2 separate regions of the Homo sapiens genome follow, and region 2 is linked to region 1. A link is an interaction called in ENCODE POLR2A ChIA-PET data of the cell type or tissue named here. Cell type or tissue: MCF 10A. All regions are shown on one strand. Links, peaks and the distances in the headings refer to the core of each region. The heading gives the core; the rest is flanking DNA. Region 1 has its middle 46 kb from the start of AHNAK. Region 2 overlaps LOC102723765 (a long non-coding RNA gene).

Evidence for each region. Peaks named below come from ENCODE experiments on the same cell type or tissue, not always from the same donor. Only the 100,000 strongest peaks of a DNase experiment are listed, where the experiment ranks them.
Region 2: POLR2A ChIA-PET joins it to region 1 with 5 read pairs; 12 of 35 experiments call an interaction of 5 or more read pairs at or near these places.

Annotation. Positions count from the first base shown.
Region 1 is chr11:62,495,490-62,506,307 of GRCh38, reverse strand. It overlaps a transcript of AHNAK not described here. Among named protein-coding and RNA genes, the nearest start is that of AHNAK, 46 kb to the left of the region's middle. RefSeq lists an enhancer at 1-645. In MCF 10A, for the core only: no CTCF peak of the experiment used is centred there; DNase peaks (open chromatin) are centred at 5,827 and 6,577.
Region 2 is chr11:62,406,214-62,417,031 of GRCh38, reverse strand. It overlaps LOC102723765 (a long non-coding RNA gene), which reads left to right. Exons shown (of 4, transcript XR_007062699.1): 2 at 182-327; 3 at 5,020-5,855; 4 at 6,424-6,936. Among named protein-coding and RNA genes, the nearest start is that of SCGB1A1, 7.4 kb to the left of the region's middle. In MCF 10A, for the core only: no CTCF peak of the experiment used is centred there; a DNase peak (open chromatin) is centred at 5,911.

The sequences.
Region 1 (10,818 bases), core at 3,127-8,126:
CCCTTCCAAGGGGAAGGAACTCGGGCGTCCTCAAGCTCAGACCACTGGCTCTTTTTTTTTTAATATTTATTTATTTACTTATTATTATTTATTTATTTTTAGACAGGGTCTCGCTCTGTTGCCCAGGCTGGAGTGCTGTGGCGTGATCATGGCTCACCACAGCCTGGACATCCTGGGCTCAAGCCATCCTCCCACCTCAGCCTACCGAGTAGCTGGAACTACCGGCGTGCGCCACCATGCCCAGCTTGTTAACCATCCCCCCACCCCCGCCTTTTTTTTTTTTTTTTTTTTTTTGGTAGAGACAGGGGGTCTTGCTATTTTGCCCAGGCTGGGCTCCAGCGATCCTCCTGCCTTGGCCTGCGGAAGTGCCGGGATTACAGACATGAGCCACCGCACCCGGCCCGGACCGCTTGCTCTTCATTCCGGAGATTATGGGGAGCTGGAGAAGAAGAAAGCAAGCAGAAAACTAAGGGGGGAAACGAGAGAAAGAGCCCGGGATGGGCAGAGGCTGACAGTGTGGCCAGGGGTCCTGCTGGGGGCGGGTGGAGAGTAGGGGGAGGTGTGTCGGGGGAGGCAGCAGGGGAGGAGCAAAGCCCTAGGTCGAGGGGGAGGGAAGGGCGGCGGCTTGCAATGAGCGGCAGGGAGCGTTGAAGGGCGTGGAGCGGGAAGGAAAGAAAAAGAGGGAGAGGACTCACAGGGAGAAAGGACAGTGCCAAAGGGTGACTTCGAGGGGACTTTAGCCCCGCTCCCTGTCTCCATAAATCCCTCCTGGCACTCCAAACAAACCTACAATCGAAGTAAAGCAGCGCGCTTTCAATAGCGAGGCAAGGTCCCTTGCTCCAACCAGAAACGGGATGATACCTGGTGAACCCCCATCCAGCAAGCCCGGGGCCCTCAGAATCAAGGGCATGAGACCCTGGTCTCTAGAGAGCATCTGTGGCCACACCCCATTGGCCGAACTGTCAATCGCCAGGCCATATTTGGGCCTCATGACCCGTTGCTAGGCAGATTTTTATCCCCTGGGGTTGCTGTGAGCCATGTGCCCGCAGACTGGGTTGGAGGCGTGGGACACAGAGGGGAGCAAAGACGGGGCGAGCAAGTGGGAAAGAAGACCCTGGGGGGCTGTCGGGAAGCTGCTGAGACCAGGTATACACCTCCCAAGGGGTGGCCACGGGACCTCACCCCTTACCCTAGTGGGTCCCCAATGCCCAAACACTGGCCTTTCATTGCGCGCTTTCCCCTTTATCCAGACTTCCTTCAAATGACAGCTTTGTACCCTGAGAAACTAAGGTCCTGGAGAGTGTCAGCGTCATATATGTTATTGCTTTTGAAACTTTACATTTAAAAAGAGAGCTTTTAGACCCTGAGGGATGGGTCTCTCACGTGGTTATTTCAGGCCCATCAGCAGGCCAGCTTAGGGCATTTTGAAACGGCAGAGCCTTTTAGCCCATCCTCACAAACAGCGTGGTACCGCCTTGCTTTCTCCTCTGGGAGCTCCTGACATCCTCTGGATGCTGGGCTGCAGGGGGCAGGGTAGGGGGTGGGGCAGGGGCGCTTGACCCCTATGTGGAGGAGTTTTGGCCTTAAGGTTCCCCAGCCCCAGCCAGGTGAAAGGGGAGGCTTTTGACAACCTTGGGTCTTTCCAGCCAGTGTTTACCTAGGTGTGTGGTCTCCTCAAGGGCGCGTGGCTGCCAACCACGCCTCTGTCCTCTGTCTTCGGTGGCCAGGCGGTGGGGAGGGCTGGAATGTGAGCAGGCAGGCAAGAATAACGCCAGGGCATTTTCTATTTGTAAGATTGCAAGTTCGGCTCACAACTTGAATTTCAAGTGGGCCCTTCAGCCAGATAGGGAAGTCAGATGAGAGAGTGGAGGCAGCCAGTGCGGATTGTCTAAATTCCTAGAAAAATTCCTAGAAAATAAATTCTAGGAATTTAGCTGCAGGAGGGAGGAGCCCCAGGTGGGATAAGCTCTGGGTAAATTTGCTGGGGGGCCTGGCAGGGATGCTAGGCTTTTTGTCCTTCACGCTATTTAAACATCATGTTTTTCCAAAAATTGCGTGTCTCTTGAATCATATCTAAGACTCTCTTTCTTTCTCTCTCTCTCTTTCTTTCTTTCTTTTTCTTTCTCTCTCTCTCTCTTTCTGTTTTTGAGATAGAGTCTTGTTCTGTTGCCTAGGTTGGAGTGCAGTGGTGTGATCTTGGCTCACTGCAACCTCCACCTCCTGAGTTCAAGCAATTCTCCTGCCTCAACCTCCCTAGTAGCTGGGATTACAGGTGCGCACCACCATGCCTGGCTAATTTTTGTATTTTTAGTAGAGATGGGGTTTCACCATGTTGGCCAGGCTGGTCTGGAACTCCTGACCTCAGGTGATCCACCCGCCTCGGCCTCCCAAAGTGCAGGCATTACAGGCATAAGCCACCACGCCCGGCCTGGAGGCAGGGACTTTAAAAGAAGTTATTTTTTAAACTGAGCTGCTGCCCTCTTATGAAGGAAAACCACTCCCTCTAAGTACTGATTTTGGTGACTGCTCTTAGTTTGAAGTAATTATTGTGTCTAAAAATGGAAAATCACATGTTACTGTTTATCAAAAGGAAATAAACACCTTGGATTAATCGGGTTCTTGCCACTGGATGGTGAGTCCAGACCTTGCCGGCAACCCAGGTAAAAAGGCCACTCTGCATGTTCTGCAAACACTCACTTTTTTTTTCTTTTTCTTTTTTTTTTTTGAGATGGAGTCTTGCTTTGTTGTCCAGGCTGGAGTGCAATGACACGGTCTTGGCTCACTGCAACCTCTGCCTCCTGGGTTCAGGTGATTCTCCTGCCTCAGCCTCTTGAATAGCTGAGATTACAGGCGCCCGCCACCATGCCCGGCTAATTTTTCTTTTAGTAGAGACAGGGTTTCACCATGTTGGCCAGGCTGGTCTCGAACTCCTTACCCAGGATCCCCCCGCCTTGGCCTCCCAAAGTGCTGGGATTACAGGCGTGAGCCACCGTGCCCAGCCCACTTTCGTTGTTTTACAGTTTCCGAAGGGGAAGTGGTCAGATCCTGTGTGTCCGCTGAGGCTTACTTGCCATGCCTGGTTATGTAATCGTGGACAACCTTTGATTGGGCTTTGCTGGTGGCAGAAATAAGGACAGGAAAAAACATGGGAGTCAGGGCGTGTCCCCCACTCACTCTACTCTGACATGGATTGGACTGTTGATTGTTTTGTATTTATGAGCATTTGCTGAACTCTCACGGAATATGGAGAATTAAAAGTTGGACAGAAATGCTTCAGTAAGCCAGCGTGAACTGTACATAGGTTCACACAGGGAAAAAAAGGTCTTGGAGGTGGCTCCGAACACTACATGTCTCAGCCTTTTCATACTCCAGCCAATGCCCAGGGAGCACTTGGTGGTCTCTGCTTTTGACTTAGCTACTGTCAGCCTCTGCAGTCTCAAGCCGGCCTCTGCAGCCACACTCAGCTCTTCCCAGTACTCTTTTAACATACTCTTCTCTTTCCAGCACCTGGCTTTCATGCAGGCTTTTCTTCCTCATCCTTTGGGTTTCAGCTCAGAGGTCATTTCCTCCTGGAAGCCTTCCTGGATACTCCCCATCTTCCCCAGCTATCTCACGCATTCATGTTGCTCTGTACTTTTTTGTTCTTAGCACTATTCATATTAAAATATTAGTGGCCAATGGCTTGTCTGTCTGCCTCTTGCTCCGGACTGTCAGCTCTGTGAGTGAGAAGTAGTATGCTTGTCCATCATTATGTCTCCAGCACACGGCCAGGCACATGGCACGTGGCAGAAACTTGATAAGCCATCTTATCACTAACCGATCACTTCATACACTTCCCCTCAGCGACTGGTGCTCCAATTTTCCTTCTGTCAATTACTGTTTAGTTTCTTGATCTCTCAGGTTTTAGCCTGTACTTAGGGTAAAAACAAACAAAAGTTAAAGAACAAAACAAAATAAACATTCTCTAATAAACGGTTGCTGAAGTTTTGCACTTTGGCTGCTTTCCTTGAGCTGCTGAGTGTGAATTCAGCTAAATTCTGTGCCCTGTTGGCTGGCAAACTTCTCAAATTGACACCATTCCAGCCCCCAGGACTGCCCTGCTGGGGTGGGAAAGGAGGCAGAGGAAAAGCTTGGAGACTCTGAAGTCGAGGACCTGAAGCCCAAGAAAGGTGGGGTGGCAAGAACGGCAAAAAGGGTGTTGCTTGGGGCAGGAAGTTGAGGAAGAGGGAGTGAAGGAGTGCTCGGGTGTGGAAGAGGAGAAGACACCCCAAATCTGCCCAGTTTGGTCCGAAATGGGTGGCTGGCATCTGAAACGTCTCTCACTGCTTAAGTCTAGGAAGTGTGGCTTTTGATTATTCTTTTGTTCTCCTTCCCTTCCTTCCTAGAGAATTTTTTGACCTGGAAAGCCTGGCTGGGATGTGGAGGGTTGTGTTTCCCACCTGCAGCAATGCGGGGCTGGCTTTGTCTTTGCAGCGAACTGCCCCATGCCCCCTGCCTGCCCCACCGCTCTCTTTGAGCCTGACAGACACAGCAACAGTGGCTCCGTGGCCAGCGTCCAGCGCTGCAGAATGAGACAAAGCCCTGTGTATTTGCTGGGCAGCACTTGGCTGTGATATATTGACATGTGAGCGCAGTAGAGTATTTGTGGCATCTGGAGAGCAAAGTGCTCACATCATGCTGGGGTTTGGCAAGTGCATTTATTTCTCTCAGGGTTTGACAAAGTTCTTTTATTTTATTTTTTTGAGATGGAGTTTTGCTTTGTCATCAGGCTGAAGTGCAGTGGCGCGATCTCGGCTCACTGCAACCTCCACCTCCCGGGTTCAAGCAATTCCCCTGCCTCAGCCTCCTGAGTAGCTGGGACTACAAGTATGCACTACCCTGCCTGGCTAATTTTTTGTATTTTAGTAGAGATGGAATTTCATCACGTTGGCCAGGATGGTCTCAATCTCCTGACCTCATGATCCACCCACTTTGGCCTCCCCAAGTGTTGGGATTACAGGCGTGAGCCACCGTGCCTGGCAGGCAAAGTTCTTCTAGAATGTAGAATTTGAGGCATTGAGACTGGAAATCCCTTTGAAAGGCAGGGATAAAATTGTTTTTTTTTTTTGGATGGGGTCTCACTCTGACCCCCAGGCTGGAAAGCAGTGGTGCCATCTGCCACTCCACCTTCTGGGCTCAAGAAATCCTCCCACCTCAACCTCCCAAGTGCCACCACGCCTGACTAATTTGTTTTGTGTTTTTGATTTTTTTTTGTAGAGATGGTGTTTCACTATGTTGCCCAGGCTGGTCTCGAACTCTTGGGTTCAAGCAATTCTCCCATCTCAGCCTCCCAAAGTGTTAGGATTACAGATGTGAGCCACTGTGCCTGGCCAGAATTGTATGTTTTAATGTGATACAGTATGTCTGAGCAATGTCCACATCCAGTTGTCAAGGGGGAAAAAACTTGATAGTGAGCATTCCCAGCTCAACGCTGCCTTGTTCAAAACTCAGCTGACATAGAGGCTTCTGCTGGTTCCCTGTCCACACAGAGTAAGCTCTTCCCAGCCAAAGGGGAGATGAAAGGATTATTTACTATGTAAAGTGGTGAGGCAGAAATCTCCCAGTTTGTTCACTTAGCTCAAAGTGGGAGAAAAAAAATGATGTTGAGGCGGTTCTATAGCTCGATTTCTGGTATGATCAACTGGGAGCAGCAATTTAAAACCCACTTGGATTTTTTAAGTCACTGGGGAGGTTCGGAGCCACATACCACGCCCTGTGTGTCATCATCGGGCTCTCTGAGGGACAGCACGTAGGTTTGGGAGGAACAGGTTCAAACCTGACTCTGATCGTTAACGAAGGTAGTGTTCTGTAGCACACATGACTCTCTGGGCCAATCAGATTACCCCAGCCTTCTAGCACCTGTGTGAACTGACATAGCTGGGAAGCTGGCTAGGCTGGGCTCAGGTGGGGCAGCCAGGTACCTTTATAGTATGATTTGAAGGCCTCAGGTGAGGCTGCCCTAGCCTGAAATATCTCCCCTACTGGCTTGTCAAGGATGTCTGAATTTCGCTACTATTGAGTCATTCCTTTGCGTTTACTACGGTCCTCGTTTTGTGAGTGCAGATTGATCTGGAATACAGGATCCTTAACCTTCCCATCTTAATTGCGTGGATACAACTAGACTATGTTTAATCTCTTGGGTAAGCCACAAACTAAGTTCCACTTTTTCATGCCAGGCCTGTCTTGAGGCATTTCACCTGCCCTCTTCTCTATTCTGTTCAGCTTAGACAAGAAGCAAGCTGGAGCCAGGTAGTCTGGTGTGGGGGACAGAGGAGCAGAGGACTGGAAAGTGAGGGCACCCAGGAGCAGCAGGCTCTCCTTCCTGGCTTCTGGCTTTCCAGCACAGAAAAGCTTGGCTGAGCCTTGGTCTGGTGTCAGATGACGCCTGAAGGGAGATGTGATCTCCCCATTTTGGCCCAGATGGAGCACAGTTAGCTCTTACATGGACTTCCTTCCACTTACTCACTTTCCCTTTACCAGCTATCCTCTGTCCTCCTACTGCTGCACTCTCAGCCATCATCATTCTACGTGGCCTCATGCCAGAAGGGAAGTCTCATTGGCATCCCAGAGGAGCCAGGAGCTCCTAAGCCCCACCAGCACTCGGCCACACCCCTTTCCCCTTTGTGGCTTGGTTCACAGTCTCCAGGAGATGGAGGAGTGGCTAGGAGCTGCGCAGCTGCCGACAGCTCAACTTGTGCGGCTGGTTTTTTGTTTTTTTGAGATGGAGTCTTGCTCTGTTGCCCAGGCTGGAGTGCTGTGGTGCGATCTTGGCTCACTACAACCTCCGCCTCCCGGGTTCAAGCGATTCTCTTGCCTCAGTCTCCCGAATAGCTGAGATTACAGGCACACGATACCATGCCCAGTTAATTTTTTTGTATTTTTAGTAGAGACTGGGTTTCGCCATGTTGGTCAGGCTGGTCTCGAACTCCCGACCTCAGGTGATCCACCCGCCTCGGCCTCCCAAAGTGCTGGGATTACAGGCATAAGCCACTGCGCCTGGCAGGTTTGAACAGATACAGAGGATGTTTAGTGAGAGGCCAGTCGGATGCTATGGGTCTGCACTAAAGCCTTAAACCCTTTCTATCTTTTCCTCTTTCCCAGGCCTAGAAGACATGGTCAGAGTTCATCTACGTCATGCCCCTGCCTCCGGGCATATTTTATCTCCCCATGCCCATGCCTGTCTTCCAGAGACCACTCCCACCAAAGGAAGTGGGAGAAGCGAGGCGGAAGAGAGGCCATAAAGTCCGCTGGAATATAGGCTCCATGAAGGCAGGGATTTTTAATATATCCCCAGAGTCTAGAACAGTGCCTGGCCCACAGTAGATGCTCAATAAATATTTGTTGAATAATGAACCTCCCCTTGTTGAAGTAATCACAGCTGGTAAAGTACTTTCAATCCTAATGAATATTCTGTTGGACAGGTGGAAATTTTTAGAGCCAACATTTCCAAAGATCTATTTATTTTGTTTTTTGTTTTTATTTTATTTTTTTTAGAGAAGGGCCTTGCTCTGTCACTCAGGCTGGAGTGCACTGGCATGATCACAGCTCACTGCAACCTTGAACTCCTGGACTCAAGAGATCCTCCCACCTCAGCTTTCTGAGTAGCTCTTACTAAAGGCACAGCTTCCATGCCCAGCTAATAAAAAAAAATTTCTTTTTTTTTTTTTTTTAGAGTGAGTCTGGGTTCACTATGTTGCTCACGTGCTGCTCTCAAACTTCTGGCCTCAAGCGATCCTCCCACCTTGGCCTTCTAAAGCACTGGGATTATAGGCATGAGCCACTATGTCTGGCCCCAAAGATTCAATTTTTAATTACACCATATAGTGTAATTATAATTACACTATATAGTGTAATTATAATTACATTTAGTGTAATCTTAGTATGCCATTCATTTTGTAAAAAATTAAAACAATACAAGAGAAATTCCCCTTGTTCCAAACACACTTGCGTGCTCCTTCTTAGTGATAACCATTAGCTTCATCTTGGCATGTGCCCTGTAGACTTTGCTCAATGCATTTGGACAAGTCTGTATGTTAACATAGAAGCCTAGAGTTTTGTGGGTTAGCAACGACACAACAACCACAACAACAAAACCCATAAAACCATAAATAAGATTGGACTGTGCTGTTTTGCAGTTTCCTTTTTCCCCTCTTAACGTTTTGGAGATGTTCCATGTAGGTGAAAACAGACCTACCTCGTTCTTTTCATTGTGAAATATTGTGCAGCATAGATATATTGCATATTTGACAATTCCTCTATTGATGGACTTTTAAGTCATTTCCAGTGTTTACTTTTTTTTTTTTTGAGATGAAGTCTCCCCTCTGTCACCCAGGCTGGAGTGCAGTGGCTCAGTCTCGGCTCACTGCAACCTCTGCTTCCCAGGTTCAAGCGATTCTCCTGCCTCAGCCTCCTGAGTAGCTGGGATTACAGGGGCGTGCCACCACGCCTGGCAAAATTGTTTTGTATTTTTACTAGAGATGGAGTTTCGTCATTTTGGCCCAGCTGGTCTTGAACTCCTCACCTCAGGTTATCTGCCTGCCTCAGCCTCCCGAAGTGCTGGGATTACAGGTGTGAACCACCGCGCCTGGCCTATTACCAGTTTCTATGATCTTGTTAGAATAAAAATTTCAGCTCTCTCTTGGACAGGAAATTGTGAGTGATTCACACTAGTAACATAATCAGATATGTCGTAATGATGCTATTTAATGCTATGTCTTCTGTTACTTAGTAACTGTTTTACATAAAGGGCGTAATCATGTCTCCACCTTTTTTGATAGGAATGGTTGTGTATCACTTTTCTCCACCCATTTCACCATGACTTTTAGATATGAAATGGGAGAGTCTGGGGCCTTGGAGGGCCTCAGGGGAGTGACCTCCCCCTTCCCTTCCTTATCCTCTGTTTTCTTGAGTGGCTTCAAGGAGTTGTTTGGTGCCATAGCCTGCCCTTCTGCCACATCCTTTCCTGCCACATAGTGGTCATGTCCTGGAATGACGAGATGACAATGCCAATCATTCAGTCCCAGGCTGCATGGTGCACTGGCCTTTGGATTCCTCCTTTGATCAGCTCAGAACACTTTAGCAGTTGTTGGTTTTGACCTGTGCTTGGCTTTGATGATATCAGGCCCATCTTCAAACCTTTTCCTTGTACCTCAGGAATGATACCGCAGTCTGGATCCAGCCTTAATCTTTTCAAGGCCCACGCATCACTCAGTATAATATTTTCCACAGATAAGTACATTTTAAAAGGAAAAGCTTTAAGAACACTTTATATTTTATACCATTTAATTCCTTGGCAATTTTCTTCTCCCACCCACACCTTAATGTCATTTGCTCTTCTATTTTTCTCAACCTCTGTTTTCTTTTCTTTCTTTCTTTCCTTCCTTCCTTCCCTCCCTCCCTTCTTCCTTCCTTTTCCTTCCTTTCTTCCTTCCTTCCTTTCTTTCTTCTTTTTCTTTCTTTCTTTCTTTCTTGAGATGGAGTCTCCCTCCCTCTGCTGCTCAGGCTGGAGTGCAGTGATGCGATCTCGGCTCACTGCAACTGCCGCCTCCCGGGTTCAAGCAATTCTCCTGCCTCAGCCTACCGAGTAGCTGGGACTACAGGCACGCGCCACCACGCCCGGCTAACTTTTGTACTTTTAGTAGAGACAGGGTTTCACTATGTTGATCAGGCTGGTCTCGAACTCCTGACCTTGTGATCTGCCCGCCTCGGCCTCCCAAAGTGCTGGGATTACAGGTGTGAGCCACCGCTCCCGGCCAACCTGCTTTCAAGATTACATCAGAGTGGTGGCTGTGGAAGAATTTTTCTCCCTGAGAATTTTCTCTAGGCATAGTTCTTTGTTACTAACAAGATTTTCCTTCTCCCTGCTTGATGATTTCCGTACAGTTTAGACTCATAGAGTATCTTAATATTAATCTCTAGTGATTGAATTGCAACAGCACCTAGGATGGCTAGATTTCATAATGGCTTTTTCCTGAAGTTCACTTTTCAGAGGGAGCCTAGGACTTTTAAGGCAGTGTGACTTGTTTTAATGGTTTCAGATTAATTTTGTATTTGTATCAGAAAACCATTTACTTAATGATTTGATTGTTTCATTTTCTAAAGTGAATAGTAACTGAACTCGTTTCCTACTCCTTTATTTAGTCCAGCTACTATAGAATCTTTGTTTTGCTTGCTTTTAGTAATATTAACGTTATTTCTTTCTTTCTTCTTTTTTTTTTTTTGAGACAGGATCTGGCTCTGTCACCCATGCTGGAGTGCAGTGGCGCAATCTTGGCTCACTGCAGCCTCCGCCTCCTGGGATCAAGTGATCCTCCTGCTACAGCCTCCTGAGTAGCTGGGATTACAGGCATATACCACCATGCCTGGCTAATTTTTCTATTTTTAGTAGAGACGAGGTTTCATCATGTTGGCCAGGCTGGTCTCGAACTTCTGGCCTCAAATAATTCAACCGCCTTGGCTTCCCAAAGTTCTGGGATTACAGGCATGAGCCACTGCGCCTGGCATATTACTGCTATTTTTTTTTTTTTTTTTTGAGACGGAGTCTCGCTCTGTCCCCATGCTGGAGTGCAGTGGCGTGATCTCGGCTCACTGCAACCTCTGCCTCCCAGGTTCAAGTGATTCTCCTACCTCAGCTTCCCAAGTAGCTGGGACTACAGGTGCATGCCTTCATGCCCAGCTAATGTTTTTTTTTTTGTATTTTTAGAAGAGACTGGGTTTCACCACGTTGGCCAGGCTGGTCTCGATCTCCTGACCTCGTAATCTGCCTGCCTCGGCCTCCCA
Region 2 (10,818 bases), core at 3,511-8,510, 90 kb after region 1:
AAAAATAGGGTTGGGGGTGAAAATAGGGAGTGAAGCCTTCCCCGACAGGTGGTTCTGATGGGTGGTGACTCTCCCCATGGGCCTCTCTTCCCCCTCTGCTTACAGGGCCCATTATACAATATTTTAACTTTGCAATTCTTATTTTCTTGTATGACTCCTTTACTTGACTGACCTCCTTTAGGGCTGAGGCCGCTGTAAGCCAAGGTACGCAACGCTTGCTAAACAGGAATCCCTGGAATGAATCCATGCATGAGGCCTTTGTGCCATGTGACAGTTGAAGGCTGTGGTGACCCCGGAACCGTCCCACTCCGAGACGCCTTAACACCGGTAAGAGCACACGTTCTAAACTAGCAACCAACAAAGACTTGTCAAGTACGTTATGGTGTGTCCTTACAATGAAACGCTGTGTGGCTGAAAACAGAGAAAGAAGATCTTCTGAGCTGATGGTGAAATGATCTCCAAGGCAGACTGCAAAGGGGGAAAAACAAGGCATGAATAGAGCAAAAAAGAACAAAGAGAAGGCTGGGCGCGGTGGCTCACGCCTGTAATCCCAGCACTTTGGGAGGCTGAGGCGGGTGGATCACAAGGTCAGATTGAGACCATCCTGGCCAACATAGTGAAACCCCGTCTCTACTAAAAAAATACAAAAAGCTGGGTATGGTGGCGCTTGCCTGTAATCCCAGCTACTCGGGAGGCTGAGGCACGAGAATCACTTGAGCCCAGGAGGCAGAGGTTGCAGTGAGCCGAGATCATGCCACTGCACCTCCAGCCTGGTGACAGAGCATGACTCCGTCTCAAAAAAAAGCAAAAAGAATCCACATATGCATTTGCTTGTATTTGCATAAAGCATCTCAGAAGTGCCTTCTTTCTTTTAAGTTTCCTTCTGTGTCCCATCATCTGGGCTCTTGAGGTTAGCCCATCTTGAGGATTTCAGGTGTCTGCATCCCTCCCCTCTTAGGGACTGTTGAAAGGTGTAGCCTGCCTGTAACCCCAGCACTTTGGGAGGCTGAGGAGGGCAGATCAACTGAGGTCGTCGAGAGTTTGAGACCAGCCTGGCCAACATGGTGAAACCCCCTCTCTACTAAAAATACAAAAATTAGCCGGGCGTGGTGGCAGGTGCTTGTAATCCCAGCTACTTGGGAGGCTGAGGCAGGAGAATCACTTGAGCCCAGGAGGTGGAGGTTGCAGTGAGCCGAGATCACACCATTGCACTCCAGCCTGGACAACAAGAGCGAAACTCCATCTCAAAAATAAATAAATAAATAAACAAACAAACAAACAAAAGAAAGCTGTGGCCAATGGAGCTGAAATGGGCAAGGAAGATGAGCTGGACCACTGGGGGCACCTAAAGCCCATCCAGTGCCGCCACTAGTGGATCCCTCTGTGGGCAGTGGCTGGTCTGGCCGGGGCAGCTGTGATGGCTGCAGGGGTCTTAGGCAGGAGTCACATCACCCATAGCCTCAGACTCTGCTCTCTACTTTCCACCTTCATGGTGCGAGGTCCTGGGGACAGGATAGCTGGCTCCTGGGTCTTTGAGGAACTTAACAGCTAGGAGGAGAGACAGAGATGGGTGCAACTGATGGGAATGCTCTGTGGGGAGATGGAGGAAGTCAGAGAAGGAAATGGTGCTCCGGGAGTTGAAAGGGGGCTGCCCCCAGGCTGGGCGTGGTGGCTCATGCCTGTAATCCCAGCACTTTGGGAGGCCAAGGCAGGCGGATCACCTGAGGTTGGGAGTTCGAGACCAGCCTGAACAACATGGAGAAACCCTGTCTGTACTAAAAATACAAAATTGGCTGGGCTTGTGGTGGTGCTTGCCTGTAATCCCAGCTACTTGGGAGGCTGAGGCAGAAGAATCGCTTGAACCTGGGAGGCAGAGGTTGCGGTGAGCCGAGATCGCGTCACTGCACTCCAGCCTGGGCAACAAGAGCGAAACTCCGTCTCAAAAAAAAAGGAAAAAAAAAAAAAAAAAAAGAAAGGGGGCTGCCCCAAGAAAGGTAGCTGGGCAGAGGGGAGAGGGCACGTGGAGGGCTGGCATTTGAGCTGGCCTCTGGTGGATGGGTGATGCTGGTGGTTGGGGTGAAGCGGGGGATGTGCCAGGAGGAGGAAGCCACATGAAGGGGGCCCAGGCTCAGGAGGGGACCTGGCCATGGTCCGACATGCATGGGACAGATAAGCACACAGGTACAGTGGGAGTCTGGGGGCACCGGGGGCACTGGCCTTTCAGGTGCGAGGTTGGAGGTTTGCTCTGATTCTGGAAGGTACCTCGACTGCCACCACCAAGTGTCCCAGATAGGCTCTGCCATCTGGCCCTTGGGAGATCCTGCTTGGTGGCGGTGGGTGTTTCTCTCCCCTGCCTCAGGACCCTGCAAAGCCCCTGCTCTTCTGACCCTCTGCTTGAGATAGTGAGGCAAAAAGTGTGTTAGTCAAGGCTTGGAACTCAGAGCTTTTTTTTTTTTTTTTCTGGAAACGGAGTTTCGCTTTTGTTGCGTAGGCTGGAGTGCAATGGCACGATCTCAGCGGCTCACTGCAACCTCCACCTCCCGAGTTCAGACGATTCTCCTGCCTCAGCCTCCCAAATAGCTGGTATTATAGGCGTGCGTCACCACGCCCTGTTAATTTTCGTATTATTAATAAAGATGGGATTTCACCATGTTGGCCAGGCTGGTCTCCAAATTCTGACCTCAGGTGATTCTCCCGCCTTGGCCTCCGCAAGTGCTGGGATTATAGGCGTGAGTCACCATGCCTGGCCAGAACTCAGAACTTCTTAAACTCTAACACCTGCTCCTCAAATCCTTAAACTCTATACACTGTGAGTTCCAGGCCAGAACCCTCAAGCCTGACTTAGCATGTGGAGAGGACTGGGACCTGCTGTTTCTGGCCACATGTGGTCAGTTACCTACCTGGTCACCGTGCAAAGACAAACTGTTCCGAGGGAAGATAAGCCATGTGGCTATTAGTACCATGAGGATGGCAGTGAATCGGAACAGCTCCTGCCAAATCCTGCACCCCAAACCCTGTGTTGGCTGTGCCTAGATCTGGGGGAGCCCTGGTCCTTGGGTGGCTGAACCTTCCAGCTGGGGCAGTGGCTGGGGAGCCTGCTCTGAGCTCACCCCTTGCCCAGGCTCCAGCTGGGATGACGTGAGCACCTTTGGCCTGGCTCTGGCCTTTGAGAATGGAGCAGGAGAAAGAGCCTCTCCAGAGCCAGAAGCGGGAGGGTACTAAGGGGCCTGGAAGCCTCTCCTGGGTATTTGGACTACAAGGCCCTGGATCTGCTGGCCCCTCCTCCATGTATGGGATATGGTGGGTGCACATGTGGGTGCCAGGTTGTTGAGCCATGTTCAGTGCTCCTTGGGGAGCCCTGCCTATGTCCCCAGCTAGAGGTCTGGTGGCAATGGCAGGTGGGAGGGGTTGGGCCAGCAGCAGCCCCAGCCCATACTGCCAGAAGGCATTGGCTGAGGCCAGGTGCTTGCCCCCAGGTTCAGTGCTTGGTGTATTGTAATGAGCAGGAAGCTGGGGTGCAGTGTGCTGGCAGCTGGCTGGCTGCAAGTCCCAGCGTGGCCCAGACAACAGGTTGGCGGCCTGTTCCGAGCCTATCCATCCGGCTGGGCTGCTGGGGGAGGACTAGTCGGGCCATGGGCTTGGGTCAGCTCCCGGGGCAAGCCGTAGAGGTCAGCTTCCTCCCTCCACCCTGAGTATCCAGCTCTTCTAGTGCTCAGGAAATAACTCTTGAGCAGAGTAGGTTTTTCCTTAGGGGTTTGGTTCATTCTCTTCTGCCTTGGCAGCTCCTGGGGCTGACGCCTGCATTGATTGACCCAGGGACCTCCTAGGAGGAGCCTGGCAACCTCTGGACATTCCAGCCTTTCTGTCCACCAGCCACAATGCCTAGGGCCTGTGAGCCTTTAGATGGCCTCAAAAATGGTCATGTATCTGCTGGCTGCAAAACACAAAAAGAAAATCTCAAAATTGTAATTAATGGATATTGATAACAATTTCAACGAGTAAACTGCATTTTAGTTCAACTATTATGTAGTTGTATGCAAATGTAATAAAGTTTAAATTATATGTACCAAATGCATAATCCGTTTTTAGGGTCAAAATTATTATTATTATTATTTTTTGAGACAGAGTCTCGCTCTGTCACCCAGGCTGGAGTGCAGTGGCATGATGGCATGATCTCGGCTCACTGCAACCTCTGCCTCCCAGGTTCAAGCGATTCTCGTGCCTCAGCCCCCTGAGTAGCTGGGACTACAGGCATGCACCACCACACCTGGCTAATTTTTTGTATGTTTAGTAGAGATGGGGTTTCGCCATGTTGGCTAGGTTGGTCTTGAACTCCTGACCTCAAGTGACCCGCCCGCCTCGGCCTTCCAAAGTGCTGGGATTACAGGTGTGAGCCACCGTGCCCGGCCTATTATTATTTTCTGAGACAGGATCTTGTTCTGTCACCTAGGCTGGAGTGCAGTGGTGTGATCACGGCTCACTGTAGCCTCAAACTTCTGGGCTCAAGGGAACCTCCTGCCTCAATCTCTTGGGTAGCTGGGACTGCAGTTGTGTGCCACCACATCCGGCTAATTTTCTTTTTCTTTTCTTTTTTTTTTTTTTTTTTTGAGATGGAGTTTCACTCTTGTCATCCAGGTTGGAGTGCAGTGGTATGATCTCGGCTCACTTGTAACCTCCGCCTCCCAGGTTCAAGTGATTCTCCTGCCTCACCCTCCCAAGTAGCTGAGACTACAGGCAGGCGCCACCATGCTTGGCTAATTTTTTGTATTTTTAGTAGAGACGGGGTTTCACCATGTTGGCCAGGCTGGTCTTGAACTCCTGACCTCAGGTGATCAGCCCATCTTAGCCTCCCAAAGTGCTGGGATTATAGGCATGAGCCACCGTGCCTGGACACCTTTGATTTTTTCATGCTGTGGGATATCCCTTTTCATGGATGTAATGTCATCTTTGCAGGGATATAATGTAATTTAATTTTCCAGTGCCTTATTGATGGACGTTTGCACTTTTTTTTTTTTCCAGTTTTTCTGCTGTTACAAACCACAGAGCAACGCGTGTGCCTCCTCCCGCCCTGGGGACTCTTTCTGTGGGAGAGGTGCCTGGATTTAGAGGAGCGACCACTCTTCATTTGTAGGTACTCTCCCTAGCCTGGGAGCCCTTCAGCTCCCACTCCAGAGTGGTTGTTGGTGGTAATACGCCAGGCCTGGGGAAGCAGGAGTGGGAAGGTGTGAGAGGTGGGGGAGTGTGGTTGTCAACTGTTCTGATTTTCCACCAGGATCTTGGTCACTTTCCCAGTTGTCACTCGGCCCACAAACTAGGATGTGAGCAGCATATTAAGAATCTGCAGAGATGTTCCCGTCTGCCCGGCATATGGATGTCCTTCTGGGCTGCAAAGTGGCATCCTGTGGGCAACTCCCCCCACAACAACCAGCTGTGAGCTGTGCCCAGGCACAGAGGGACCTGGCTTTCCCTGTTTCTGCAGATGGAGCCCAGGGTTTCAGGGAGGGAGGGGGCAGGCTGGGACCTGTTGGGGATCTGGGCACTTTCTCATGCTCCTTGAGCTGCAAGTCATAGAAGGAGTGGGGTGGGAGCTGGGAATGTACCTTCCCAAGGCCACTGGCAGAACCAGCAGGCCCTTTGCTCTGGGATGAGCTCCCTCTGAGGGGTGGGGACAGTAAAGCGGACCGAAGTCCCTGTTCTGCGGGATGGAAACTGGCTCCCCTCCATTGTACAGGCCAGCTCTGGGGATTTGGGCAGCAGATTTGGGGTTGACAGCAGAATGACATGATCACCAGTTGACCTTGGCCAGGATGCCAGCTTACTTTCTCGCTTACTTCTGCAGGTTCTTTGTTCTGCGGGTGAGTCACCCAGGTCCTGCCCTCCGTGCCTGTCTGCCCTCTCCCACTTTCCCTGCCCTGAGCTTGTTCCCACTTGTAGATTTGGCAGGTCACTGCCAAGGCCCCTATTCCCCCAACATGGCCAGTGCCCTAAGGGTGGGTTGTACAGGGAGGAGCTGGCGTGGTCAGTAGACTTGAATCAGGGACAACTCGGCTGCTGAAGGCTGAGGGGGCCTTGCAGGGCTGCAGGTGCCTTGTGCACACAGGGAGTGGGTAGAGAAGGCAACCAGGGGCTCCTTCAGGCCTTAATGCTCTGCAGCCCAGTGAGGCTGTGCCCAGAGAGTCTGGCGAGGCCCTGGTCTGCTCCCCCAGCCAATGGCCTGATGCTGTTCCATCTGGGCACCCTGTCACTTTTCGTTCATCAGGGAGTACAGGGTGATTCAGGGTCTCAAATGCAGGTGTTCACAAAATGAAATAGAACTTCCCTCTATCCCCGTGCTTCTTTTTATTTTTATAACAAATATACATCGTTATATTTTATTTTTATATTTATGTATTTTATATATATGTGACATCTACTACATGACAGAAAATATTTATGGCCAGGCAAGGTGGCTTACACCTGTAATGCCAGCACTTTGGGAGGCTGAGGCAGGCGGATCACCTGAGGTCGAGAGTTGGAGACCAGTGTGACCAACATGGAGAAACCCCATCTCTACTAAAAATACAAAATCAGCTGGGGGTGGTGGCGCATGCCTGTAATCCCAGCTACTCGGGAAGCTGAGGCAGGAGAATCGCTTGAACCGGGGAGGCGGAGGTTGTGGTGAGCCGAGATTGCACCATTGCACTCCAGCCTGGCAACAAGGGATAAACCCCGTCTCAAAAAAAAAAAAAGAAAAAAAAAAAGAAAAAAATATTTATAATGTAACTAATATAGCTAAAATAAAATGTAATTTCAGTCTCAAGCCTTCATTCTGTTAAGGGGACAGAAACTTAATCTTGGTCATCTTGGGGTCTCCCTCCCTGGGGCTGTGCCTGACTTCCAGGGGGCTCGGCGTTGGCAGGATTTCTGGTGCTTGAGGTCACCTGTCAGCCTGTCTCTTGTCATTGGCTATCCGCCGTGCCATCTGCTCCTGTGTGTCCTTGGCACTGTTCGCATGTCTCCAGCTCGCTGGCTTTCTCTGCCACCTTGGAGCCACTCCTGGGTGCACAGGAGTCTTACTGCTCCCACGCTGTGCTGGGGCCTGGGAAGACTGCTGTGGCCTACCTGCCTCCGTGTAGCACACACACCCATTTCTTCTTCTTCTTCTCCTTCTCCTTCTTCAGACAGAGACTCACTCTGTCACCTAGGCTGGACTGCAGTGGTGCCAAATTGGCTCACTGCAACCTCCGCCTCCCGGGTTCAAGCGATTCTCCTGCCTCAGTCTCCCGAGTAGCTGGGATTACAGGCACACGCCACCATGCCTGGCTAATTTTTGTATTTTTAGTAGAGATGGGGTTTCACCATGTTGGCCAGGCTGGTCTCGAACTCCTGACCTCAAGTGATCCACCTGCCTCAGCCTCCCAAATTGTTGGGATTACAGGCGTGAGCTGCCATACCCAGCCTGTTCTTGGAGGGCTCTTCTCTCTGTTCTCAGACTCTTCAAACCCACTCAGGAGCTCTGCCACCTCACTAAGGCTTGGTCTCTCTGGTAGCTTACCTGGAGAATTGGACACCTGGGGAGGATCATTTTTTAATGATCCTCCTGAGTAGCTGGGACCACAGGCAAGTGCCACCATGCCCTGCTATTTAAAAAAAATTTTTCAGCCTGACCAACATAGTGAAACCCTATCTCTACTAAAAATACAAAACTTAGCCGGGTGTGGTGGCGGGTGCCTGTGATCCCAGCTACTCAGGAGGCTGAGGCAGGAGAATGGCGTGAACCCGGGAGGCGGAGCTTGCAGTGAGCTGAGATCGCGCCACTGCACTCCAGCCTGGGCGACAGAGCGAGACTCTGTCTCGAAAAAAAAATTTTTTTTTTGTGGAGATGGGGGTCCCACTATGTTGCCCAGGTTGGTTTTGAACTCCTGAACTCCAGCAATCCTCCTGCTTTGGCCTCCCAAGGTGCTGGGATTACAGTCATGAGCACTGTGCCTGGCTGATTTATCCAATAGTTTTTATATTTACCTAACCAGATTTTGATATTTTGGTTATCATCTGATATAGTAATATTTTATGTAAATTATTGAGTAACGCCAGGTGTGGTGACTCACTCCTGTAATCCCAGCAATTTGGGAAGCCGAGGCGGGTGGATCACCTGATGTCAGGAGTTCAAGACCAGCCTGACCAACATGGAGAAACCCTGTCTCTACTAAAAATACAAAATTAGCCGGACATGGTGGCGCATGTCTGTAGTCCCAGCTACTTGGGAGGCTGAGGCAGGAGAATCGCTTGAACCCAGGAGGTGGAGGTTGTGGTGAGCTGAGATCATGCCATTGCACTCCAGCCTGGGCAACAACAGGGAGACTCTGTCTCAAACACAAAAACAAAAACAAACAAACAAAAATTCTCGAGTACCCAATAAGTAAATTTTTTTGAAACCAAAATGTCTATAAAATCTATAAAAGGTAAAATTTAGGCAACTACTAAATGGTACCATTGATGTGATGTTTTACTTTTTTGAGTTGTTCTTTAGTTCTAAAACAAATACCATTGGGAAGGAATATTTCAACTGTAAAGATATTAAAATACAGTAAAATATTTCCTGTATGAACTAAAATGTTCTCTTAACAAATATTATATCATACACTCTATCATTATTTTGAATGTGTTTTTTTTTTTTTTTTGAGACGGAGTCTCGCTCTGTCCCGCAGGCTGGAGTGCAGCGGCGCGATCTCAGCTCACTGCAGGCTCTGCCTCCCGGGTGCCCACCACCACGCCTGGCTAATTTTTTTGTATTTTTAGTAGAGACGGGGTTTCACCGTGTTAGCCAGGATGGTCTCGATCTCCTGACCTCGTCATCCGCCCGTCTTGGCCTCCCAAAGTGCTGGGATTATAGGCATGAGCCACCACGCCCGGCCCATTATTTTGAATGTTAAGCCCACATAGAAACTCTAAGTGGTCTCATAGAAGAACAGAATTGGAGTCCAGGTGCGGTGGCGCACGCCTGTAATCCCAGCACTCTGGGAGGCTAAGGCGGGTGGGTCACTTGAGGTCAGGAGTTCGAGACCAGCCTGACCAACATAGCGAAATCCCGTCTCTACTAAAATTACAAAAATTAGCTGGGTGTGGTGGTGCACACCTGTAGTCCCAGCTTTTTGGGAGGCTGAGGCAGGAGAATTGCTTGAACCTGGGAGGCAAATGTTGCAGTGAGCTGAGATCATGCCACTAAACTCCAGCCTGGGTGACAGAGGGAGACTCCGTCTCAAAAAAGAAAAAAAAATAAAAAGGGACACAATTGAAGCAACTCAAGTTCTACTTCTTGGTCTTTGCAGTCACTGTGCTTTTGCTGCTTATGTTGAATCTGTTTACACACAGGCATGGGTAGCACCCAGGAGGAGTTGAGATGAGAACCAACTCTGAAGCCGCCTCCAAGGATTTTAGACCTTCATGAATTTACTCATGAATTGAGTTAGCTGGGCAAAAAAATGAGTAGGCAAAATGATGGCATTGTACCCTATAAATATATAGAATTATTACTTGTCAATATAAACAAATAAATCTGTATTTTTAAAAGACAAATGAACCTGTTGGGGATCACCCGTATAACTGGGAGTTCTGAGAAATAATTTCCATGTCAAATATAATGTCTACTTAAAAATAAGTAATAAACATGTTAATTTCTAGCTTGCATATATTATTATTATTATTTTGAGACAGGGTCTTGCTCGTCGCCTAGGCTGGAGTGCAGTGGCGTGATCATGGTTCACTGCAGCCTCAACCTCCAGGGCTCAAGCAATCCTCCCACCTCAGCCTCCCTAGTTGCCGGGACTACGGGCATGTGCCACCATGCCTGGCTTTTTTTTTTTTTTTTTGGTAGAGACAGCGTTTTACCATGTTGCCCAGGCTGGTCTCAAACTCCTGGGGTCAAGCAATCCTCCCGCTTCAGCCTCCCAAAGTGCTGGGATTACAGGTGTGAGCCACTGCTCCCAGCCTTATCATTGTTTTTAAAGCCTTTTACAGAAGGTCACTGGTCTCAGCAGGGACCAACACTTAGTAACTCTTGCTCTTTACCTCCTGGCCACCCTGGGAATCCTTTTCTTGTCTGGGGGTGGGGTGGGGGTTCTGGAAGCCTGACTCTTACACAAAACCAGCACCTGCAGGTCTTTCCATTCCTCCAAAGGACTGGGCTTTTGAACTGTACAGCCAGGAAAAGACTCCCTCTTCCTCTATCCTTTCCCTGGGGAAAGCAGCCTTTCCCTGGGGCTGCCTTGGCTTCCAGAATCAGGGGAAGTTCTAAGAGAAGAAAGGAAAATAAGGCCAGGCCTGGTGGCTCATGCCTGTAACCACAGCACATTGGGAGGGCTAGGCGGGAGGATCACCTGAGGTCAGGAGTTCAAGACCAGCCTGACCAACATAATGAAATCCCATCTCTACCAAAAATACACAAAAAATTAGCCGGGCATGGTGGCGGGCGCCTGTAATCCTAGCTACTTGGGAGGCTGAGGCAGGAGAATCACCTGAACCCGGGAGGTGGAGGTTGCAGTGAGCTGAGACTGTGTCACTGCACTCCAACCTGGGCAACAAGAGCGAGTCGACTCCATCTCAGAAGAAAGAAAAAAAAAAAAAAGAAAAAGAAAGGAAAATAAGAGGAAAGATACTATGGGTTAATGTTTCCAAAATTTGCCAGTGCAAGAGGAACAGCTTGGATGGTCTCGGCAGCTGCCTCTGGCTTGCCCCAAATCTGAACTCCTGGGAATTCTATCCTCTAGTCACTGGCCTGGGAGAAAGTAGGGAAGAGCTACTCCACCCTCTGCTCTGGAGAAGAGATCTCAGGCCTAGAGA